Regions from separate parts of the Homo sapiens genome. Here regions 2 and 3 are each linked to region 1. Evidence: read pairs that join two places in POLR2A ChIA-PET (ENCODE). Cell type or tissue: OCI-LY7. All regions are shown on one strand.

Region 1 (8,000 bases):
CGTGCTTGACTCTGTGTCGGCTGCCTGCCGAGGACAGGAGCATGCCTCCCCTCCCCGCACCAGGCCAGAGCTCCCCTGCTGCCCCTTCCCCTCCCTGCCCTGCAGCTCCTTCAGAGCTGCCCCTCTCCCTAGCCCCCGCTGTCTGCACCGTGCCTTTTCTGAGGACTTGGCCTGCAGGGCAGTGTGACCCTAACAAAGCCCGGCTTTAAAAAATAAAATTATGCTGGGTGCAGTGGCTGATGCCTGTAATCCTAGTGCTTTGGGAGGCCGAGGTGGGAGGATTGCTTGAGGCCAAGAGTTTGAGACCAGCCTAGGCAACATAGGAAGACCCCGTCTCTACAAAAAATAAATAAATAAATTTACCAGGCATTGTGGCACAAACCTGTAGTCCTAGCTACTCGGGAGGCTAAGGTGGGAGAATTGTTTGAGTCCTGGAAATGGAGGCTTCGGTGAGCTATGTTTGTGCCAGTGCACTCCAGCCTGGGCCACAGAGTGAGGCCCTGTCTCTTAAAAAAAATAAAGAAATTTAATTTAATTATAGTCAGCCCTCCATATTTGTGGGTTCTACATCTGCAGATTCAATCAAATCTCGGATCAAAATGTACTTAGTCCTATGATGGTGTGTCCGTACTGAGCATGTACAGGTTTTTCTTTCTTGTCATTATTCTCTAAATAATAATACAGTTGTTATACAATAGTATAACAACTTCTCATATAGCATCTACATTTTATTAGGTATTATAAGTAATCTAGAGGTGATTTAAAGTGTATGGGAGGGTGTGTGTAGGTTACATGCAAATACCATGACATTTTATATCAGGGACTTGAGCAGCCATAGATTTTGCTGTGGAGGGGGCCCGGGAACCAATCCCTGGCACATACAGAGTCACGACTGTAAATAATAAAATAGATCTAATCAATAGCTTTAACAAAATTAATATGCACATAGTAAAAAAAATCATGTAGAGTAAAGAGCATACATCTCCTTCCTATTCCATCCCCCAGGCCCCAGAACACCAATACCCTGGCCCCCTAGGCAAGCGTGGATTCTGAGTTCCTTTGAATCCTTCCAGATAGAGGCTGTGTCTACAAGCCTCTATCTGGAGCACCCTTTTGTTTGGTATCCACAGCACCCTTTTGTTTTGTTTTGTTTTTCCCACAATCTGTAGCACCAGAACTGCTTTGTTGTTTTTGTTTGTTTTTGAGACGGAGCTTCACTCTGTCACCCCTGGAGTTCAATGGCGCGATCTCGACTGACTGCAATCTCCACCTCCTGGGTTCAAGCGATTCTCCTGTCTCAGCCTCCTGAATAGCTGGGATTACAGACGCCCTCCACCATGCCCGGCTAATTTTTTTGTATTTTTAGTAGAGATGGGGTTTCACCATGTTGGCCAGGCTGGTCTTGAGCTCCTGACCTCAAGTGATCTGCCTGCTTTGGCCTCCCAAAGTGCTGGGATTACAGGTGTGAGTTACCGCTCCTGGCAGAATTGTTTTATTTTAATTCAAATGTTATTCACATTGTCCTGGCCCCGATTTCTAATTTTTTACTTAATATATTTTGGGCATTGATTGATGTTCATATCGTTATGAATATATCTGGGTACTCCCTTTGGGGGCTGTGTCTTCAGTTGTTAACCAGCCCAGATCCTCGTTTGTTTCTGTTGTTTCTTATTTTTAGCAACTATAAATAAAGATGCAGTGAATATCCATAGATGTATGTCACTGAACACAAGTGTGAGTTTATCTGCATGTTACACTCCTGGCAGTGGAAATACCAAGCCAAATGGTAAATTTATACAGATAAAGGCAAGTCAGCCTTCAAAGAAGTTACTCCAAATCAGTCTCCTACCATCAAGGTGTGGGAATGCTTTTGATTCTTTGCCTTTCTGGTGAATGAAAACGGGAAATTATTGTGCATGTTTTTTTTTTTCTCTTTTCCCCACCCACTTCCCCCTTCAGATTATTTTAAGGAAATCTGAGATGTTGGATCATTTCTTTCATAAATGTTTTAGCATTTATAGCAAAAAGATAAGGGCTCTTTTAAAAAACATAATCTTGATACTATCATCACACCTAAAAAAGTGAATAACTTTGTTTATTTATTTTTATTTAGAGACAGGGTCTTACTACATTGCCCAGGCTGGTCTTGAACTCCTGGGCTCAAGCAATCCTCCTGCCTCAGCCTCCCGAAGTGTTGGGATTATAGGCACGAGCCACTGCACTGGGCCAAATGATAACTTTTTAGTGTTACTGAAGTTCAGTGTTCAAATTTCCCTGATTATCTTATACTTTAAAAATATTTTAGGCTGGGCGAGGTGGCTCAAGCCTGTAATCCCAGCACTTTGGGAGGCCGAGGTGGGGGGATCACCTGAGGTCAGGAGTTCGAGACCAGCCTGGCCAACATGCTGAAACCCTGTCTTTAATAGAAATACAAAAATTAGCTGGGCATGGTGGCGCATACCTGTAATGCCAGCTACTTGGGAGGCTGAGGCAGGAGAATTGCTTGAACCCAGGAGGTTGGAGGTTGCAGTGAGCCAAGATTGCACCACCATACTGCAGCCTGGGCAATAAGAGCAAAAACACCATCTTAAAAAAAAAAAAAAAAAAAAAAAAAAGCTGGGTGTGGTGGCTCACGCCTGTAATTCCAGCATTTTGGGAGGCCAAGGTGGGCAGATCACGAGGTCAGGAGTTCGAGACTAGTCTGGCCAATATGGTGAAACCCCCGTCTCTACTAAAAATACAAAAATTAGCCGGGCATGGTGGCGTGCACTTGTAGTCCTAGCTACCCGGGAGGCTGAGGCAGAAGAATCACTTGAACCCGGGAGGCGGAGGTTGCAGTGAGCCAAGACTGCACCACTGCACTCCAGCCTGGGTGACAGCGAGACTCCATCTCACAAAAATAAAATAAAATAAAATTTACAGTTTATTTGTATCAGACCCAGATAAGACAATTATTTATATGTCTCTTAAAGCTAACCTTTTGAACTTATGAAAAAATTTTAGGTTTTTATTATGGAAAATTTCAAATATAACCAAAGCTAGTTTTGGTTTATGTCTCATAGTTTTGATTTATATTTATTTTACTAGAGGACTGAACATCACTCACAGGTTTGAAACCTTTTGTATTTTCTGTGAACTGCCTGCTCATATCTTTTCCCCCTCTTTCCTATTTTGTTTTTTTGCCTTTTTCTTATTGATTTGTAAGAGCACTTCATGTATTAATGAAATTAGCTGTTATACGTGTTGCATGAAGGCATTTCTGGGTAAGGGAAGTCATAGAGCTTCCTCTTTTCTGAGTTCTTGTGCCATTTCCCGTCTGTCCTGCCCCACTGGAACTTGCTAGATTTCTCCTCTGGTCCTGGCGTTTAATAAACATGTTAGGAATGTCTTTAGGTTTGGTCCAGGCTCCCCATCAGGCTGTCGGCTGCTGATTGGCCCATTGACAGGAAGCCTCTGCTTCCCTCCGTGTTCTGAGGCCAGGGCAGGTCTTGCAGGAAGGGCTCAGAGAATGAGCGGTGAACTGAGACACAGCCACAGCTGCTAAACACATCGTCAGTGCTGAACGCCGTGCATTATGGAGGCTTCTTGGGGACTGTGTTTCCTGGGAGAGTGGGGCATGGCAACCATCTGTGGAATGGAATTAAATCCTAGCAACTGGCGGTTAAATTTGAAAATTGTGCCAGGACTTTTTGAAGGTCCTCCTGAGATCTTCAGAAGTCCCCAGCAGCACTTCATTTGGTTCCAGCAGTGAATTCGATGATCCCTGGAAGCCAGGTGCGGTCTCCTGGAAAACAGCCCCAGGCATATGTGTTCAGAGGCACCAGTCTTCTAGAATGGTGTGTGAGGAAGCACAGAAACGGCAGGGACTAGAAGGCTGAGCCCTGAAGACAGCACCCAGCTGGGGGTGGGGGGTGCGTACGCATGCGCCTGCCTACCCTAAAGATAAGGGAAGGAGAGGACAGTTTGAGCCCAACAAGGTCTGCCAAAGGACAGTCTGTCCAAGTCCCTTTCTGCCAGTGGGTAAAAGAGGAGGAGGTCTGTTTCATGCCTCCAGTTCCCCCAGCTCCGGGGGCAGCAGGACAGAGCCTGCAGAAGGATAAGGGGGAGCTGTCTGCCGAGCAGGGGATCTGGGCCACATTGATGACGCTGGTGATCATGGTGACAGCGGCAGTGAGCAGTTTTGATGAAGTGCCTCCCCCACGCCGGTGCTGGGCTGTGTGTTCTCCATGTGCTATGTCCTTACTGTTCAGAGGTCAAAGCTTGGTGTCCTGGAATCGCAAAATAATGAGCAGGTAGTAACTGAGAGGAGGGGCATGATGTAGACAAACAGTGGAACCACCACCTTAGGGTTGGGGAGACATTTGGGACAGCTGTGGTGCCCTGCTTAGAGGGGACTGCCCTAGCCGAGTTTTGCCATCTTGGCCTAGAGTTGCCAGATCTTCAGGTTTTTTTCTGTGTGTGTGTGTGTGTGTGTGTGTGTGTGTGTGTGTGTGTGTGTTTTTGCTGGGATTACAGGTGCCTGTCACCACGCCTGGCTAATTTTTGTATTTTTGTAGAGACAGGGTTTCACCCTGTTGGCCAGGCTGGTCTTGAACTCCTGACCTCATGTGATACACCCTCCTCGGCCTCCCAAAGTGCTGGGATTACAGGCGTGAGCTACCACGCCCCGCCATCCTCAGATTTTTAAAGAAAAGCTGGGAACTTAGATTTTTTTTTTTCTAGTGAGTTTATTAAGGTATAGTAATTACATAATAATTATGATGGTATAATTTACATATAATAAACTGCACATACACACAAACTATGCACATTTCAAATATATAGCTCCACAAATGTTTCCATCCATGTCACCATCACCACAATAAAAATGGGAAACAATTCTGTCACCCCAAAATGGATCCTGACTGTAAAAATCTCATAGATTTTAAAAGTTGGGAATAAATTGAAAAATTTAAACCTGGGTAACAAAGTGAGTACCTTGTCTCTATAAAACAACATCAACCAACAATTAGCTGGAGGTGGTGGCACGTGCCTGTAGTCCCAGCTACTCGTGAGGCTGAGGTGAGAGGATCACTTAATCCTGGAAGGTCGAGGCTGCAGTGAGCTGGGATCCAACCACTGCACTCCAGGCTGGACAACAGAGCGAGACTCTGTCTCAAAAAAAAAAAAAAAAAATTGCAAGCCCAACAAAATATGTCCTGAGCTGTTTTTGGCCTCTGGGCTTCTAATTAAGGGCTTCTGTGGCAAGGCAGGGGAAGGCCCTGGCTGGGCCCCCAGGTGTAAGGCACTCACTGATACAGCGGCCTCTCTTGCCTTGGCCACAGAAGCCCGGAGACTGGTGAGTGCCTTATGCCTGGGGGCCCAGCAAGGCTCTGGGCTGTGGCTGGCACTGCTGCTGTAACATGTGCCAGGATTCATCTTAGGGACTTCACGGAAGGGTCCAAACCCCAGAAGCACCATGCTCTTGCAAGAGGTCAGACCATCTGGAAATATTTGCTTGAGTGTGGACTAACTAAGCATACTGATGGCTCTGGGCTGTTTTATGGGTGAAAGCATGGGCAGGCCAGGCACTGGTCTGGTGTGGACCCTTTGGATTTAAGGAAAAGCTTCTGAGAGCTTCTCTGGGCCAGTTCCTTACACTGGGCTCATTTAACACTGATAGCTCTTGGTTCCTGGCAGGACAAAATTAGCAGAGCTATTGAGCACCCACTATGTGCTGGGCACACTTCTAGGACATTTGCACATTACTCCCAAATCCTCCTACTGACTCTACAAGGCTGATAACATGATTATCCCCATTTTACAGATGAGGAAAGTGAGATGCAGAGAATTTAAGGATCTTGGCCAAGTGGTGAAGGTGGGGTTCAAACCCAGCATGGCTGGCTCCAGAGTCCATGCCCCTGGCTACACTGCTACACTGTAAAGAGGTGACCATGGGATCCCCCAACCCAGCTCCCAGGCACACATTACTAATTGACCTTGGCACTGTTTCCCCCTAAGCATGGATTTGACTTCAGAATTCAACCGAAACCAATGCTGTAGTAGCCATGACCAGTTGATCTGGGTTGGCATATTGAGATTATTTTCCATCTCTGGCCGGGCGTGGTAGCTCACATCTGTAATCCCAGCACTTTGGGAGGCTGAGGAGGGAGAGTAGCTTGAGTCCAGGAGCTTGAGACCAGCCTGGCCAACATGGTGAAACCCTGTCTCTACTAAAAATACAAAAATTAGCCGGGCATGTTGGCCCATGCCTGTAGTCCCAGCTACTCGGGAGGCTGAACTGGGAGGGTCGTTTGAACCTGGGAGGCAGCGGTTGCAGTGAGCCGAGATTGTGCCACTGCACTGCAGCCTGGATGACAGAGCAAGACCTTGTCTCAAAAAAAAAAAAAAAAAATATATATATATATATGTATGTATATATATATATTTATGTATATATTTTTAAATGATTATTTTGCATCTGTAGTCTAAGTCCTTTGGGGTCCAGCCTATTTTGAACCCTGTATCGGGGGCTGGGTTCATCCCTTATGGGGAATATGGTGAAGCCCTGGAAAAGGAGGTGGTTCTGGGTGTGAAGCTGGGCGCCTCCTCTTTTAAATTTTATGACGTTGGGAAGGCCTCAGTGTCCTTCTCTCTAAAGTGATAATTGCAGTATCTACTCTCCAATGTTACTGTGAGACTGTGTGAAGTAATCTAAATGCCCTTATCTTAAACAAGGGGGAGGTGCTAAACAAATGTCTGTGGCCTGAATGGCAATGTTGATGATAATGATGACATTTTTTATGGTTGTTATTTTAGAATAAAGAGCGAGTGGAAGAAGAGGGAGGAAAACCAAAGCATGTGCTGAGCACCAGTGGGGTGCAGTCTGATGCCAGGGAGCCTGGGGAAGGTGAGTGGGACCCCATTTGCTTTATCTAACATTGCAGACACAACAGCTTCAGAATAAAGGCCCCAACAACACGGCCCACAGTATGATTCCTGGGCAACTGTCAAAGCTTCTTTTTTTCTTGTTTTTGCAGGGTTTTTTGTCATATATATCCCACCAGAGACACATAGTCAATTGCTGCATTTCAAAACCACCTGGAATACAGTTGACCCTTGAACACCTCGGGGTTGGGGAACTGACTTCCTGCACAGTTGAAAATTCAAGTATAATTTTTGAATCTTCCAAAATTTAACTACTAATAGCCTACTGTTGACTGGAAGTCTTGCTGATAACATAAATAAGCAATTAACACATGCTTGTTAAATATGGTATTCTTAGAGTAAGCTAAAGAAAAGAAAATGTTATTACGGTGATCACAAGGAAGATAAAATATATTCCCTATTCATTCAGTGGAAGTGGGTCTTCATTCTTGTCATTTTCACATTGAGTAGGCTGAGGAGGATGAGGAAGGTGAGGGGTTGGTCTTGTTGTCTTGGTGGCAGAGGAGGAAGAAAATCTACGTCTAAGTGAACCCGTGCAGTTCAAACCTGTGTTGCTCAAGGGCCAACTGTAGTACCTTTCTGTGCAGGCTATGCCACCAACTTGTTACTCAAATGCTTTAAATGTTTATGGATTACTTTCTTAACCTTTAATTTTCTTGTATAATTTTGCATGATATTTATGTGGTTCCAAAGTCAAATAGACAAAACAATGCGTATTAAGAGAAGTCTAGAGGCCAGGTGCAATGGTCCATTCCTGTAATCCTAGCAATTTGGGAGGCCAAGGCAGGAGTATCATTTGAGCCCAGGAGTTTGAGACCAGCCTGGGCAACATAGTGAGACTCCATCACTATGAAATTTTTTTTTACTTCAAAATAAGAGGCCGGGCACGGTGGCTCACACCTGTAATCCCAGCACTTTGGGAGGCTGAGGTGGGCAGATCAGCTGAGGTTAGGAGTTCGAGACCAGCCTGGCCAACATGGTGAAATACTGTCTCTACTAAAAATACAAAAATTAACTGGGCATGGTGGCATGTGCCTGTAATCCCAGCTACTCAGGAGGCTGAGGCAGGAGAA
Region 2 (8,000 bases), 740 kb before region 1:
TAGTTAAAAAGATTTGAATATACTATACATAGATTCAGCACTGTGAGCATCTTCAAGATGACTGATATCTCTTTGAGAACAAAAGAAACAAAACTTAAACCATGATTTATTTTCTGCACAGTTCCACCATACACCGAAATTTAAAATATTATGGAATAAATGTGCTCTCAATGGAGGAATAAATAAATAAATTATGACACCTTCATTCAATGAAGTATGTTAAGACAGTTTAAGGAATAAGGTAGTTCTATATGATTATGAAAGACTAAATACAGTGTGGAAAAGTAATGTTACAGAAGAAAAGATGTTTAGCATGATCCTAGGTGTTGAAAAGCTAAGCAACAATAACTATATATGTATAACATTTGAAATGTACATGCATATATAGATAACTAAGTACTTTAAAATGCCTAGAAGGATACACACCACATTGTTAAAAATGATTACCACTAGGGAAAGGAGTGTGATTTTTATTCTTTATAGTTCTGATTGTAAAAATGCTATATGAAAATATTATATGCATTTACTACTTGTGCAATTTTTTAAATGGAAAAAGGAAATTTGAATGCCTAACTACTTATGCATTGCACAAGATAGTTTATATACATTATTCCATCCCATCATCCTGACAAAGCTGTGAGACTGGTATCTCTAGATAAATAAATGACAATGGCTTTGTCATACCACATGGAGGCACAGAGAAGTTATTAAATGGCAGTCTGAATTTGAAAACAGGGCTCTGTGAAGACAAACTGTACATGTGCACTTTTCCTTATACTATGAAACCTCACCAAAAAAAATGCTTCACTGAGAAGCATTGAGCCTTTAATCCTTGCTTTCACTTTCTGCTTTAAACAGGAGATTGCTCCAAAATTATTTGTATATGCATACATACATATATACATACTTTTATTTAACAACTCCTATTTATTATTATACTTCATTTGAACCCTCAAGATTTAGAGTCTACGTTTCTCCATGATGGATAGCAAGGTGGGTAAGAAACATATTTCACATGTAAAATAAGAAATGGCAAATATGAAATAATATAACTTCATAAAAAGGAAGCAAAATTTGCCTATTCAACTTATCCAAATAATATGTGAAAAGCCCATTCCACCATTCCCATTTTATTTTTAATAAAAAGGTATTAAGTTCTTCCAGTGACCTTTAGAGAAAGAACATGGCCTATAAAATCTATTTCAGGATATTAAACCTGGTTGATGTTTCATGTGTTGACCTTATGAATAGCAATCACTCAACTAGCTATTTCATTTTCCTTTCTTATTTATACTACCTTCCCATAATATACTATGATTTTGTATGATTTCTGTGAGGTCAGAGCTGTATTCTGACAATTCTAATCTTTCTATAAAGTTTTGGAACTCCTTTTTAGGAAACAAATGCATTTAGAAGTGGTTATTTAATGTTATAAATGGCAATTGTTTTATTCACCAAAGTAACCCCAGTGCCAACAGTGCCTGGCACATAGTGAGTGCTTAATAAGTATTTACTAACAAAATGAAATTACTATACTCTGATGTCTAAACCTTACCAAAAGTTACTGTGACTCAGCCACAATGAATAAGGTGACGAATCAGTGCAGATGAAGTGAAGACTCACTCATCAATAACCTTAACTATAACTATAAGGTAATTCATTGTTCTCTTCTATTGAGTGTGTTCTATTCTATTCTCTTATGTTCTGTTATTCTATTGCTTATAAACGGAGATGGGAATGATATAAAAAGATGATTAAAAAACGATTTGACCAATGGCAGCACCACTAGAATAAACGTATGTAGCCTTACAAGTGGATCACTTTATAGAGAATAATACTAATCTGAACACATAATAAGATTTCTCAAGAGAAACTCAGGGTCATTATTTCATACTTATACTACAAGTAAAAATTTAAAATTCCAAACTTCTAAGGCTTAAATGACAGAGTCTTAGTTCACCATATTAACTGAATTATATGGAGGGGAAAAGAACTTCACTATATACTACTTTAAATCTTTACAGAAAGAGCCAGGTGTGGTGGCTCACACCCATAATACCAGTACTTTGGGAGGCCGAGGCAGGTGGATCACCTGAGGTCAGGAGTTTGAGACCAGCATGGCCAACATAGTGAAACCGCGTCTCTACTAAAAATACAAAAAATACAAAGCTTAGCTGGGTGTGGTGGTGGGCGCCTGTAATCCCAGCTACTCGGGAGGCTGAGGCATGAGAATCGCTTGAACCCAGGAGGTGGAGGTTGCAGTGAGCTGAGATCACGCCACTGCACTCCAGCCAGGGTGACAGAATGAGACTCTGTCTCCAAAAAAAAAAAAAAAAAAAAAGAAATTATTTAATAGGCCAGGCATGGTGGTTCACACCTATAATCTCAGTACTTTGGGAGGCCAAGGTGGGTGGGTCATTTAAACCCAGGAACTCCAGACCAGCCTGGACAACATGGCAAAACCCCATCTCTCCTAAAAATACAAAATTTAGTCAGGCATGGTGGTGTGTGCCTGCAATCCCAGTTACATGGGAGGCTGAGGTGGGAGAATCGCTTGAGCCCAGGAGGCAGAGGTTGCAGTGAGCGGAGATCACTGCCACTGCACTCTAGCCTGGGTGATAAAGTCAGAACCTATCTCAAAAAAAAAATTAATTGTATTATGTCTTGTTATTATACTGATAAAGATGTTATATTAGGCATTTTATTGTGTCATACATTATTCTACGCAAGTCGTACAGAAGTAATACTTTCAAGTCATTCAGCATTTTGAAAAATAGACCCAAACCATTTCCACTTCTCATTTACACTTTGATGAAGCCTGTTCTATATTCTTGTCTTGGCAAAATTCAGCAGTACATTTAATGTGAATGTTACTACTACAATTAGAAATTGTATAGAAATTATAATCTGTATAATTAAAATGAATATGGGAAGTCTTGAATGTTAGCAGGAAAAAACACAATAAACTATAAATTAGCAAAGTAAGCTGACTGTAAATAAAAACCAGAATAAAACTAGATATACTTCTGAAGGACAGTACAGAGTTTGTAGGTAATGAATGCTAGTTAATTTTCTTCCAATAGAAACACACTGAAGTTTTGTTTATTGGCTAAGTGAAACAAGGAAGAGATGGCATTAGCCTTTCCCACACTATACTTACGTACAACCCCTAGACTTCAGTGATTTGCTCCAATGCTGTCCTGAGAATCCGTCTAAGGAAGTGCCTTGCAAAGACCTACCTATAGTATAATCGTTAACTGACCAAACTTTCTCATACGGAATCCAAGCCACATTTTTCACAAGCCAGCTTTCATTCTTTAGTGAATAAGGTTAAACCCAATGTTAAATCAAGTAAAAGAGAGAAACTGCCTTCCCCTACCCCAGCCCTCAGAGTATCAACAAACTGCTGGAGGGGAGAACGTCTTCATAGCTAAAAGGTCACAGAAGGTCTTCATAGCTAAAAGGTCATGGAAGGTCTTCATAGCTAAAAGGTCATGGAAACAACAAGCGTTTTGAAAACAGGAAGAACTGGGCTGCAATCACAGCTGTATCACTTTGTAACTTTCAAGACCTGGGCTCTCTCTGAGCTAGGTCTTCTCATCTGAAAAGTGGAGAAAATTATATAACCTCACAGGGATGTTGTGAGGCTTAAGTGAAATATTTTAAATAAAGCAACACACAGTGCATATTAAATACGAATTGTCTTCTCTTCTTTGCCTTAAATTTTGTCATCTACTTCAGCACTTAGGACAGGACTGGGGCACAATGTGGGAAACCAATGGTTTCTGGATTAATTGGCTTTGTCAGGTTAATGTCAGAATCCTCTTGATCAATCCAAGAATGGATGACCCACATAATGATTTTTAAATCAGCAAATTAAATAATCAGTAATTTTTAAAAACAGAAAAAGACAACTAAGTGAAATAATGTGAAGTTAAAGCAGCCTTGGGCTGCAATGGGTAGTTTAGTGATTATGAGCAGGAGCTGCAGAAAACCAAGATTACCACTTTTTCTAACCATGCCAGAGGGAAGAGCATTAATTATGTCAGATGAGGGATAAAAGCGCCAATAAAATATGACCCTGTGCTACACAGGAGTGATGCTAATAAGTCTTCAAGAAAAATTTCATAACCAAAATGAATGATCATTTCTGAAGCATGACTATTCAGAGCTAACCTTAATTTCACGAAAAGTCACTAACAACCGTCATGCCTAACTAAAGCTAGTTGTCAAACATCCCAGAAAACCATGCTGTCTCTGTGGGAGACAAAGCAAACTCACGACCCTTGGGAGAGGAACCAAATATCTCATAGAGAAGTATAAAATGAGTACGAAGTTGTCACATCCACATTATAATGAAGACATCAAAATGTAAATTAATCTACTTTCTAATAAATACATTTAAAATTACAGAACTGGAAAGCTATAATAGGCATTCTTTAAGTTCTAATTCATCATTCAATATGCTATTCAGACCATCTAGTTTGGCTTAAAATTTTTTTCATGTCTATTCTAAGTGTAGCTTAACTTTACCATATTTTTATGGACTATTAGTTTTTTATGTAATACGAAACTGAAAGAATGTGACTATGGGTGAACATTACGTCTATTAAAATTTTGCAGTACTTTAATTTGCATTATAATTTAGTTATAAGAATTTTATTGCAGCAAAAAATTGAAATGAAAACTGGAGTTATGACAATGGATATTGAAGGTACTCAGCTTATACTACAGCAAATGAAACTAAACTACTTCTGTAACATGAAACTACAATGGAAATCAGCCTTGAACTTGTCAGTTTTTTGTAGTTAGTTTGAAGACTGTTTGCTGTTTCCTCTACTTTTCAAAGAAAATTATATTTCTTGAAGCACCTACCACTATTTTTACGGTCATTCCATAATATTGTTGAATCTTACAAGGATACTTAGGAAAAAAAGAACTTCTAAAGCCAGTGTTTAATACTATTGTTCTCTTTTAAATTATAAGCTGCATGAAATATGAAAGAGGCTGGAAGGAACCCAATCCCACCAGCATCAGAAAGAGCCTCCACAAAGACCTTTAAGCAATTAGCACATCAGTTTCTCAAAGATACACATGTGGAAAAATAAACTGGACTCGGGCGGAAATCAGCTTAACTTCTAGTGCTAACCAGTTATACCTCTGATTTCCATTCAATTGGTTAGGCAACTCTCTGAAAATGGAGGCAGTCATTACATCCTGAAGCAGAGCTCCCTACTGAAAGGAGAACTACATGATCCTCAGGACACAGAAGGGATCACTAATTACTGTAGTCATGAACGATAAACAGATGAGACAGGAGATGTATATATATATACTCATTTCCAAGAGCAACAGTTGGAAATTTTAACGTTTATAGCAATGTACAGCAATGGCCTCAACATGGAACCCTGAAGTGGGTTCAGATGAGTAAAAGGATCTGGGCCAGGTAAATCCAGGCCAGAAGTCAGAACCTGGAGTACACCAGCAAACTGACAGAAGCAGAGTGCCATACCAGTGAAAGGAAGCTGCAAAAACAGCCATGGATCACACCCAGGAACTGTGGGGTTATGCCCAGTGGGAATCAGGGATGCAGATAATGACATATTTATTCAAAGACTAAGTTCAAGTTTGGAATATGAGGATGCTTAATTCAGAGCCCAAGATCTGCAATCTGAATTAGAAGACAAAGAAGAGATGAAGATGGCACAAAGGACTGCTGCTCAACAAATATGATGCTGTAGATAGACTTCTGCTCTTCAAAGTGCAGGCCATCCACAGGCAGCAAGGGCCTCACCTGGGAGCTTGTTAGAATAGCAGTTTCTCAGGCCCTATCCCAAACCCGCTTAACTGGATCTGAATTTAATTAGATCCAAGGCTCTACAGTGATAGTACTACTATCTTGCGAAAAAAAAAAAAATGAGAGAGAAGAGGGGAGGGAAGAAGAGAGGGTGTGAGATGTTGAAGATGCCAGAGATCAAAATTAGACAGCAGCTTTGTTGTCTTAGGAAAATCTAGCTCTACAATCCCTAGAAAGTAAGATCATGAACCAACTAAAACAGCTTAAATATCAAAACTAACATCTTGTTCATCAAAGCTTGCTTTAAGATCTTTGCATCACCGTACTGACAAATCCAAAGCTATTATCTCATCAGCTCAACTCTCACAATCACAATCAGTTCTCCACCTTGTAAGATCTACCTTGAAATCATCCAGCCTCGGCCCTAAAACCGTATAAGTACTTTCCCCTAACTCCCCCGACAGTCAATGATTGAGTGCCATAATATTTTGAAGCAGAAAAAAATATTAACAAGTATCTGGTCTAAGTCCCTTATTTCGTGGAAGGAATTCACAACTTGCTCAAGGATGCAGAGCTTGTTAAGCATAAAACCAACACCAAAAACAAGATCTCCAGACTCTATTCAGGGATCTGATATTTTTAAAATACATTCATTATTTTGGTCTGTTTATTCTGGACAAGGTCATTTCTTTATGCTACTGTAATTCACCAGTGTGCCCAGAACACCATGCTTAGTGGGTGCTGTCAATATGCAACATGCCAGAATGAATATAAACACATAAATTTAATTTTAACCAAAGAGCTCAAAAAGGTTAAGAATAATATCATTATAGTATGATTATCAGCATCCTAATAAGAACTAACAATATCAGAGCATTTACCACACGCAAAGTACTGTTGAGAGCTATTTACATATGATTTCATTTAATCCTCACAATAACTCTCCTAATAATAATGGTACTATCATTATCATTCTAAAGATTTTTTTTTAAATGGGGTTTAGTAACTTAACCAAGGTCACACTGGTAGCAAGTGGAAGACCTAGGATTTAAACACTGAAATATGCTTTGTTTCTTTTTTTCAGGTAAAGCAAAAAAAAAAAAAAAAAAAAATTTCACAGCAATATATAACCTGCTTCCAAGGTAACATTTAAATCAGAAATACTGCTTTAATGACAATTTTCCCCAAAATATGAAGGGGTTTCTAAGCAATTCTGGTATTGGTCGCTGCACTCTGTCCATGTCAGCCATGTAAATGAACCATTTCAGCTGTCATGTTACTTGACGCATCTGTCCTTTACCTAGATTTCACTTCTTTCTATTTCCATTTCAATACCATATTAGTTGAAGACAACTGCAGTTCACAAGAATAAAAATAACTCTCATCTTGTAAATTAAATACATGATAATTGCTAGACTCTGCTTTAAAGAGGTCTAAGGTAAAAACATAGATTTTTTTCTCTAGTGCATTATTTAGCACTATGTTCAAGACTTTTCCAGAAATAGATGTTATATCACTTCTTATTCTGAAACTTACTCTAGATGGCAAGATTTAGGAAGCTTTTCTCTATTTTATTTAAAAGTATATAATTTTCTCTTTCTTTACCATATTCCTGAAATTTAAATGGTTAAGTTCAAATTCCTCGGTATCTTAGGTAAAGTTCACACTATGACACACAAGGCCTATTAAATAGCACTGACTCACCCTATGCATGAAGGAATAAACATGCTACTGGTGACTTACATTTGGATTACAATGTAGATGAATAATCTATGTGATTTCTTCCATTTTCTCTTCAGGGAAAGAAAAAATCAGTACACAGAGATAGCTCAAAGTTTGTATACAAGGGGTAAAAGCAGTCAGAGCCATGTAGTTTGGCCTTGGAGATGCTGTCCACAGTTTAATAGAAAAATCAAAAGTGCCCTCACCACGTCATAAAGCTATTATAAACCTAGGTCAGTATTTTGTTATATTTATTACATTTATTTTATGAGTCTGAATTTTGAAACTTTTCGGACTTGACCAGTAGAAGACTTTTTTTTACTATGAAAATATGTTCTTATTCAAAACCTGCAGGAAAATAAATAAACTGAATTTTATTCACCAAGTAAAAAGTTTAAATTATTAGACAACACATAGTGCTGGAAAGTTCATTCTGAACCAAAACTGTACTAATCTTCGAACATGATTAATTAATTCATTC
Region 3 (8,000 bases), 130 kb before region 1:
GTTAATGGTGGTTATCTTTGAGTGGTGGGATTATTGGTAACTAATTTTTCTTTTTGTTTAATGTACTTTCAACGTTTTAAGAAATTTTTAAAATAATAAATAAATTTTAAAAAAGAAACCTAGAATGGTCATATGATCTAGCAATTCCATTTCTGGGTATATCACGAAAGAATTGAAAGCTGAGACTTGAACAGATAATTATAAACTAATGCTCATTATGGCATTATGGCAACTGCTAAAAGGTGGAAACAACCCAAATGTCCATTGACAGATGAATGGGTGAACAAAATGTGGTATATATACACAAGAAATATTAGTCAGGCCTGATGTGGTGGCTCACACCTGTAATACCAGTACTTTGGGAGGCTGAGGCAGGCGGATCACGAGGTCAGAAGTTCAAGACCAGCCTGGCCAACATGGTGAAACCTCGTCTCTACTAAAAATACAAAAATTAGCCAGGCATGGTAGCGCATGCCTGTAATCCCAGCTACTCGGGAGGCTGAGGCAGGAGAATTGCTTGAACTCGGGAGGTGGAGGTTGCAGTGAGCCAAGATTGTGCCACTGCACTCCAGCCTGGGCGACAGAGCAAGACTCTGTCTCAAAAAAAAAAAAAAAAAAGAAATATTAATCAGCCTTAAAAAGGAAGGAAATTGTGACACATACCACAACACAGATGAAACTTAAAGACATTATGTAAAGTGAAATACACCAGATATAAAAGGATAAGTATGTATGATTCCACTTATTTGAGGTACCCAGAATAGGCAAATACATAGAGACAGAAATTTAAATATAGGTTACCAGCCAGGTGTGGTGACTCACACCTGTAATCCCAGCACTTAGGGAGGCCACAGCAGACAGATCCCTTGAGCCCAGGAGTTTGATATCAGCCTGGGCAAAATAGTAAGAACCTATCTCTACCAAAAATAAAGTAAATAAATAATAAATTAAAATAGAGGTTACCAAGGGCTGGGGGGAGGCGGAATGGGGAGTTACTGTTTCTTGTGTTTTTTTTTTGTTTTTTTGTTTTTTTTTTTGAGACAGAGTCTCGCTCTGTCGCCCAGGCTGGAGTGCAGTGGCACAATCTGGGCTCACTGCAACCTCCGCCTCCTGGGTTCAAGTGATTCTCCTCCGTCCGAAGTAAATGGGACTACAGGTGCATGCCACCATGCCTGGGTAATTTTTTGTATTTTTAGTGGAGACGGGGTTTCACCATGTTAGCCAGGATGGTCTCCATCTCCTGAACTTGTGATCCGCCTGCCTCAGCCTCCCAAAGTGCTGGTATCACAGGCATGAGCCACCGCACCCTGCTGGGAGTTACTGTTTAATGAGTACATAGTTTCAGTTTGCAACATGAAAACGTTCTGGAGATGAACAGTGGTTATGGTTGCATAATGTGGATGTATATAATGTCACTGAACTGTACACCCCCAAATAGTTAAAATAGAAAATTTTATGTACATCTTACCATATTATAATATGAATAAGGATTTCCTGTGTGATGGAAGATAATTTAAAAAGAGAAAGAGTGTAAATCTTAGAGTGTTTGTGGCCTTTTTCAGAGATGGCGACTGAGCAGTTTCTGGGGGTGTTAGAAGGTATTTGGGTATTTGCTTGGAATCTCCCTCCAACTCCTACATTTTAGTTAGCTTTAATCCTTGTCCTTCGTGTTTTTCTTTTTTTTGAGATGGAGTCTCGCTCTGTCGCCCAGGCTGGAGTGCAGTGGCCCAATCTTGGCTTACTGCAAGCTCCGCCTCCCCGGTTCACGCCATTCTCCTGCCTTAGCCTCCCAAGTAGCTGGGACTACAGGTGCCGCCAACACACCCAGCTAATTTTTTGTATTTTTAGTAGAGATGGGGTTTCATCGTGTTAGCCAGGATGGTCTTGATCTCCTGACCTCATGATCTGCCCGCCTCAGCCTCCCAAAGTGCTGGGATGACAGGCATGAGCCACCACGCCTGGCCCATGTTTTTCTTTCTAAATGAAGGCCTCATTTTTTTTTGTTTGTTTGTTTTTACATAGAGACAAGTTTTTGCCATGTTGCCCAGGCTGGTCTTGAACTCCTGGACTCAAGGGATCCGCCCGCCTTTGCCTCCCAAAGTGCTGGGATTACAGGTGTGAGCCACTGTGCCCGGCCTTCTTTTTTTTTTTTTTTAATTTAAGTCAGGCTCAAGTTTTTAGGGGATGGTCAGGGAAATTTCGTTGAGATCCTACTTGCTCTGAGTCTCCTTGAAGCAAATCATTGCCTCTAACAAGCAAATATTAGTTTAGGTGAGCTAATAGCCGGGACACATGTATCCCAATGCTCTCACCATGACGTTCAAAGTGGATTAAAGATAAACTTATGATACTAAGCTAAGCTATACACAAACAAGGGACACATTCTTATGTAACTTACAGAGGTTAAAACTGAGTAAAGACATTTTACAAAAGTGGTGTTTACAATTCAGTACTGCATTGATAACATTTCAAAGCACTGGCAGGCACGTTTCGGTCTTGGCAGTGCACTCAACCAAATCCAGGTGGTTTCGGAGAATGAGGAGAGGCTGGAAGAGCTGTAGCGAATGAACAATTGTATAAGCTTCATGAGCAAATAAAACCTTTCATTCAGAGGGTGTTTGTTGTTCCATATTCCTTGATTTCTTGCTTCCTGATCTTTAGGGATCTGAGGACTCTTATTTGCGCCATGGAAGACATATGGAAACAATTTCAGAAACACCCCAAGGGACTAATAGAATCCTTATCTGCAAACTCAAGTGATTTCAGCTGTTGAATGTGCTAAAACACAGACAAAATATTAAGCAATGGCTCAAATCAGTATTTCCAAAAGGTTTACTTATCTAGTTTTCCTAGATATTTTCATAAAGCCACAGAATTTTTCAACTAGAGAAGCTCACAAAATAGTTTTGGGACCTAGAAACAGGAGAAAAAAATAATCATACAATACCATAAGCCCTATGCTTTGTAGTTCTCATTTATTCTTTTTGTTTTTGTTATTTTTGAGACACAGTCTCACTGTGTCGCTCAGGTTGGAATGCGATGGTGCGATCTCGGCTCATTGCAACCTCTGCCTCCTGGAGTCAGGTGATTCTCCTGCCTCAGCCTCCTGAGTAGTTGGGATTACAGGTGCCCACCACCATGCCCAGCTAATTTTTGTGTTCTTTCAATAGAGACGGGGTTTCACCATGTTGGCCAGGCTGGTCTCGAACTCCTGACCTTAAGTGATCCACCCACCTCGGCCTCCCAAAGTGCTGGGATTATAGGCGTGAGCCACTGCGCCCGGCCTATACTTTTATTTTTTTGAATTCTAGTTTTTTTGGTATCTTTTCTTTTCTTTGCTTTCTTTTTTTCTTTTTCTTTTTGTTTTAGATGGAGTCTTGCTCTGTTGCCTAGGCTGGAGTGCAGTGGCATGATCTCGGCTCACTGCAACCTCCGCCTCCCGGGTCAAGCAATTCTCCTGCCTCAGCCTCTTGAGTAGCTGGGATTATAGGCACGCACCACCACATCCAGCTAATTTTTGTATTTTTAGTAGAGACAGGGTTTCACCATGTTGGCCAGGCTGGTCTTGAATTCCTGACCTCGTGATCCACCCGCCTCGGCTGCCCGAAGTGCTGGGATTACAGGCGTGAACCACTGCACCCGGCCTCTATTTTTTGTTTTTTTTTAGAGGTAGGGTCTTGCTCTGTTGCCCAGGCTGGAGCAGTGACATGATCCTGGCTCCCTGCAGCCTCGAACTCCTGGGCCCAAGCAATTCTCCTATCTCAGCCTCCTGAGTAGCTGGCACTATAGGAGTTTGCCACCATACCTGGCTGATTTTTTATGTTTAATTTTTAGAGACAGGGTCTTGCCATGTTGCCCAGGTTGGTTTCAAACTCCTAGGCTCAAGTGATACTCCCGCCTCAGTCTCCTAAAGTGTGAATTCTAGTTCTTATTCATTCTTCAGAAGAAACGGGCAGAACTATTTACCTAGAGTATTATCTATGATTTGGGTTTAGCACCAGGTAGGCCTGGCACAAAGCTTTCTTTTTTTTTTTTTTCCTTCAACTTTTATTTTAAGTTCTGGGGTACATGTGCAGGACGTGCAGGTTTGTTATATAGGTAAACATGTGCCATGGTTGTTTGCTGCACAGATCAACCCATCACCTAGGTGTTAAGCCCAGCATCCATTAGCTATTCCTCCTTATGCTCTCTTTCCATCCCACCCCCAGCTTTATTAATAATAATATTATATAACATTTATAGGTAATATTTATTAGACTTTTAAAATATATTTTCTTAATAGAAATGGGGTTTTGCCATGTTGCCCAGGCTGGTCTCAAACTCCTGAGCTTTAAGCCATCCTCCTGCCTTGGCCTCCCAAAGTGCTGGGATTACATACAGGCATTGAGCCACTGCACCTGGACTTTTGGACTTTTTTTTTTTTTTTTTTGAGACAGTCGTGCTCTGTTGCCCAGGCTGGAGTGCAATGGCATGATCTTGGTTCACTGCAGCCTCCACCTCCCCAGTTGAAGCGATTCTTTTGTTTGTTTGTTTGTGTTTGAGATGGAGTCTGGCTCTGTCGCCCAGGATGGAGTGCAGTGACGCAATCTGGGCTCACTGAAGGCTCCGCCTCCCGGGTTCACGCCATTCTCCTGCCTCAGCCTCCCGAGTAGCTAGGACTACAGGCGCCTGCCACGACGCCTGGCTAATTTTTTTGTATTTTTAGTAGAGATGGGGTTTCACCTTGTTTGCCAGGATGGTCTCCATCTCCTGACCTCGTGATCCGCCCGTCTCGGCCTCCCAAAGTGCTGGGATTACAGGCGTGAGCCACCGCGCCCGGCCTGAAGCGATTCTTGTGTCTCAGCCTCCCAAGTAGCTGGGATTACAGGTGCCCTGACACCATGCCTGGCTAATTTTGGTATTTTTAGCAGAGATGGAGTCTCGCCATGTTGGCCAGGCTGGTCTCAAACTCCTGACCTCAAGTGGTCCACCCTCCTCGGCCTCCCAAAGTGCTGGGATTATATACAGGCATTGAGCCACCACACCCAGCCTTATTGGATATTTTTAATGTGCTGGATACTGCCCCAAGTGCTTTAATGCATCATCTCATAGATGCCTTAGAAGAACCCTATGACATACCACCGTTATCGCCATTATACAGATAGGAAAACTGATGTTCAGAGAGGTTGGGCTACTTATCAAGATTACATAGCTAGACTGGGCACAGTGGCTCATGTCTGTAATCCCAGCACTTTGGGAGGCTTGAGCCCAGGAGTTCGAGACCAGCATGGGCAACATAGCAAGACCTCATCTCTACCAAAACATAAAAAAATTAGCCGACATGATGGCATACACTTGTGGTCCCAGCTTCTTAGGGGCCTGAGGTGGGAGGATACCCTTGAGCCTGGGAGGCCGAAGCTGCAGTGAGCTGTGATCATGCCACTGTACTTCAGCCTGGGCAACAGAGCAAAAAAAAAAAAAAAAAAAAAAAAAAATCACATAGCTAGGGTGGCAAAGCTAAGACTTGAACTTAGGACTCCATGGGTTCAGTGCTCAGTCTCACAAGACTGCCCCCACTTCAGACACCAGCCACAAGTGGGGTCCCCAGGGCACCCACACTTCTGCCCAGCTGGTTAAAAATTCGGGAGTTCCCATGACTTACCCCCTGTATTCAATAATTCACTAGAATTACTCACACAACTCAGGAAAGTGCTATAATCATTATTACAGTTTTGTTTTAAAGAATAAAACAAGAACAGCCAAAGAACAAGGCGTGGGAGGCTGGGAGGGGCACAGAGCTTCCATGCCCTCTCTTGAGCATGCCACCCTCCCACTACATTGATGTGTTCAGCATCCCCTAAGTATAGTTACAAACAGAAATTACAGTAATACTGGTTTTCATATTTGTCTATTTACCTTTGCTATGGAAATTTATATTTTCATGTGGCTTTGAGTTACTGTCTGGTGTCATCGCATTTCAACTTGAAGGATTCCCTTTAGCATTTCTTGTAGGGTGAGTCTAGTGATAACAAATTTCCTCAGCTTTTGTTTATTTAGAAATGTCTATTTTCTCCTTTGTGTTTCATTTTTAATATTATTATTTATTTATTTATTTATTTATTTTTGAGACAAAGTCTCACTCTGTCGCCCAGTGGTGCGATCTCGGCTCTCCCAAATTCAAGCGATTCTCCTGCTTCAGCCTCCCGATTAGCTGGGATTACAGGCATCTGCTACCACGCCTGGCTAATTTTTTGTATTTTCAGCAGAGACAGGGTTTCATCATGTTGTCCAGGCTGGTCTCGTCCTGACCTCAGGTGATCCGCCCACCTTGGCCTCCCAAAGTGCTGGGATTACAGGCGTGAGCCACTGTATCCGGCCAATTATTATTATTATTTTTTAGAGACGGTGTCTCACCATGTTGTCCAAGCTGGTCTTGAACTCCTGGGCTCAAGTAATCCACCTGCCTCAGTCTCCCAAAATGCTGGGATTACACGTGTGAGTTACTGTGCCCAGTCTCTTCTTTGTTTTTGAAGAACAGTTTTGCTGGGTGTAGAATTATCAGTGACAGGTTTTCTCTTTCAGCACCTTACATACAATTGTGTGCCATATAACAACGTTTCAATGACAGAGCATGTATACAATGGTGATCTCATAAGATTATAATACCATATTTTTACTTTGCAAAAGAGAAACACTCCGTCTCAAAAAAAAAAAACAACTTACTTTTCTTCCCAGTCTCAGGTATGTCTTTATCAGCAGCATGAAAATGGACTAATACAGTAAATTGGTACCAGTAGAGTGGGGCGTTGCTGAAAAGATACCCGAAAATGTGAAAGCAACTTCGGAACTGGGTAACAGGCAGAGGTTGGAACAGTTTGGAGGGCTCAGAAGAAGAAAGGAAAATGTGGGAAAGTTTGGAGCTTCCTAGAAACTTGTTGAATGGCTTTGACCAAAAGCCTGATAGCAATATGGACAATAAGGTCCAGGCTGAGGTGGTCTCAGATGGAGATGAGAAACTTGTTGGGAACTGGAGCAAAGGTGACTCTCGTTATGTTTTAGCAAAGAGACTGGCGGCATTTTGCCCCTGCCCTAGAGATTTGTGGAACTTTGAACTCCAAAGAGAGATGATTTAGGGTATCTGGCAGAAGAATTTTCTAAGCAGCAAAGCATTCAAGAAGTGAGATGGGTTCTGTTAAAGGCATTCAGTTTTATAGTGGAAGCAGAGCATTCAAGTTTGGAAAATTTGCAGTGACCATGTAATAGAAAAGAAAAACCCATTTTCCAAGGAGAAATTCAAGCCGGCTGCAGAAATTTGCATAAGTAAGTAGGAGCCAAACGTTAACCCCCAAGACAATGCGGAACATGTCTCCAGGGCATGTCAGAGGCCTTCATGGAAGCCCCTCCCATCACAGGCCCGGAGGGCTAGGAGAAAATGGTTTGGTGGGCCAGGCCCAGGGTCCCCGTGCTGTGTGCAGACTAGGGACTTGGTGCCCTGCGTCCCAGCGTGGCTGAAAGGGGCCAACATAGAGCCAGATTCCAGGACAGGAGAGGAGGATAGGCTTTTTTTTTTTTGAGACAGAGTTTCGCTCTTGTTGCCCAGGCTGGAGTGCAATGGTGTTTTCTCGGCTCATTGCAACCTCTACCTCCCTGGTCCAAGCAATTCTCCTGCCTCAGCCTCCTGAGTAACCGGGATTACAGGCATGAGCCACCACACCTGGCTAATTTTGTATTTTTAGTAGAGACGGGGTTTCTCCATGTTGGTCAGACTGGTCTTGATCTCCCGACCTTAGGTAATTGGCCTGCCTCACCCTCCCAAAGTGCTGGGGTTACAGGCATGAGCCACCACACCCAGCCAAGGATAGGCTTTTGAGGACTGTTTGTGATAGATGATACGGCAGTGATGCAAGCAAGCCCCAGACAGATGAGGCCAGGGGCTGCTGGCCACAGGCTCCTTCCCTACAAGTGCAAAGAAAAGTGCCAGCTCATAAGCTGGGGATGAGCTGGATGTGTTCATCTAGCTG

The links. ChIA-PET counts read pairs that join two places held together with the same protein. Peaks named below come from ENCODE experiments on the same cell type or tissue, not always from the same donor. Only the 100,000 strongest peaks of a DNase experiment are listed, where the experiment ranks them.
Region 2: POLR2A ChIA-PET joins it to region 1 with 5 read pairs; 1 of 35 experiments calls an interaction of 5 or more read pairs at or near these places.
Region 3: POLR2A ChIA-PET joins it to region 1 with 5 read pairs; 3 of 35 experiments call an interaction of 5 or more read pairs at or near these places.

What each region holds. Positions count from the first base shown.
Region 1 is chr16:46,738,946-46,746,945 of GRCh38, reverse strand. MYLK3 (myosin light chain kinase 3) reads left to right here. Exons shown (of 13, transcript NM_182493.3): 2 at 6,799-6,889. Among named protein-coding and RNA genes, the nearest start is that of MYLK3, 5.4 kb to the left of the region's middle. RefSeq lists an enhancer at 3,562-3,611. In OCI-LY7, no CTCF peak of the experiment used is centred here; DNase peaks (open chromatin) are centred at 3,495 and 3,895; H3K4me3 peaks cover 1,353 bases; H3K27ac peaks cover 1,487 bases.
Region 2 is chr16:47,477,376-47,485,375 of GRCh38, reverse strand. All of the region lies in intron 1 of PHKB (phosphorylase kinase regulatory subunit beta), which reads right to left. Among named protein-coding and RNA genes, the nearest start is that of PHKB, 20 kb to the right of the region's middle. In OCI-LY7, no CTCF peak of the experiment used is centred here; a DNase peak (open chromatin) is centred at 3,525.
Region 3 is chr16:46,871,166-46,879,165 of GRCh38, reverse strand. No RefSeq gene overlaps it. Among named protein-coding and RNA genes, the nearest start is that of GPT2, 9.2 kb to the left of the region's middle. In OCI-LY7, no CTCF peak of the experiment used is centred here; no DNase peak of the experiment used is centred here.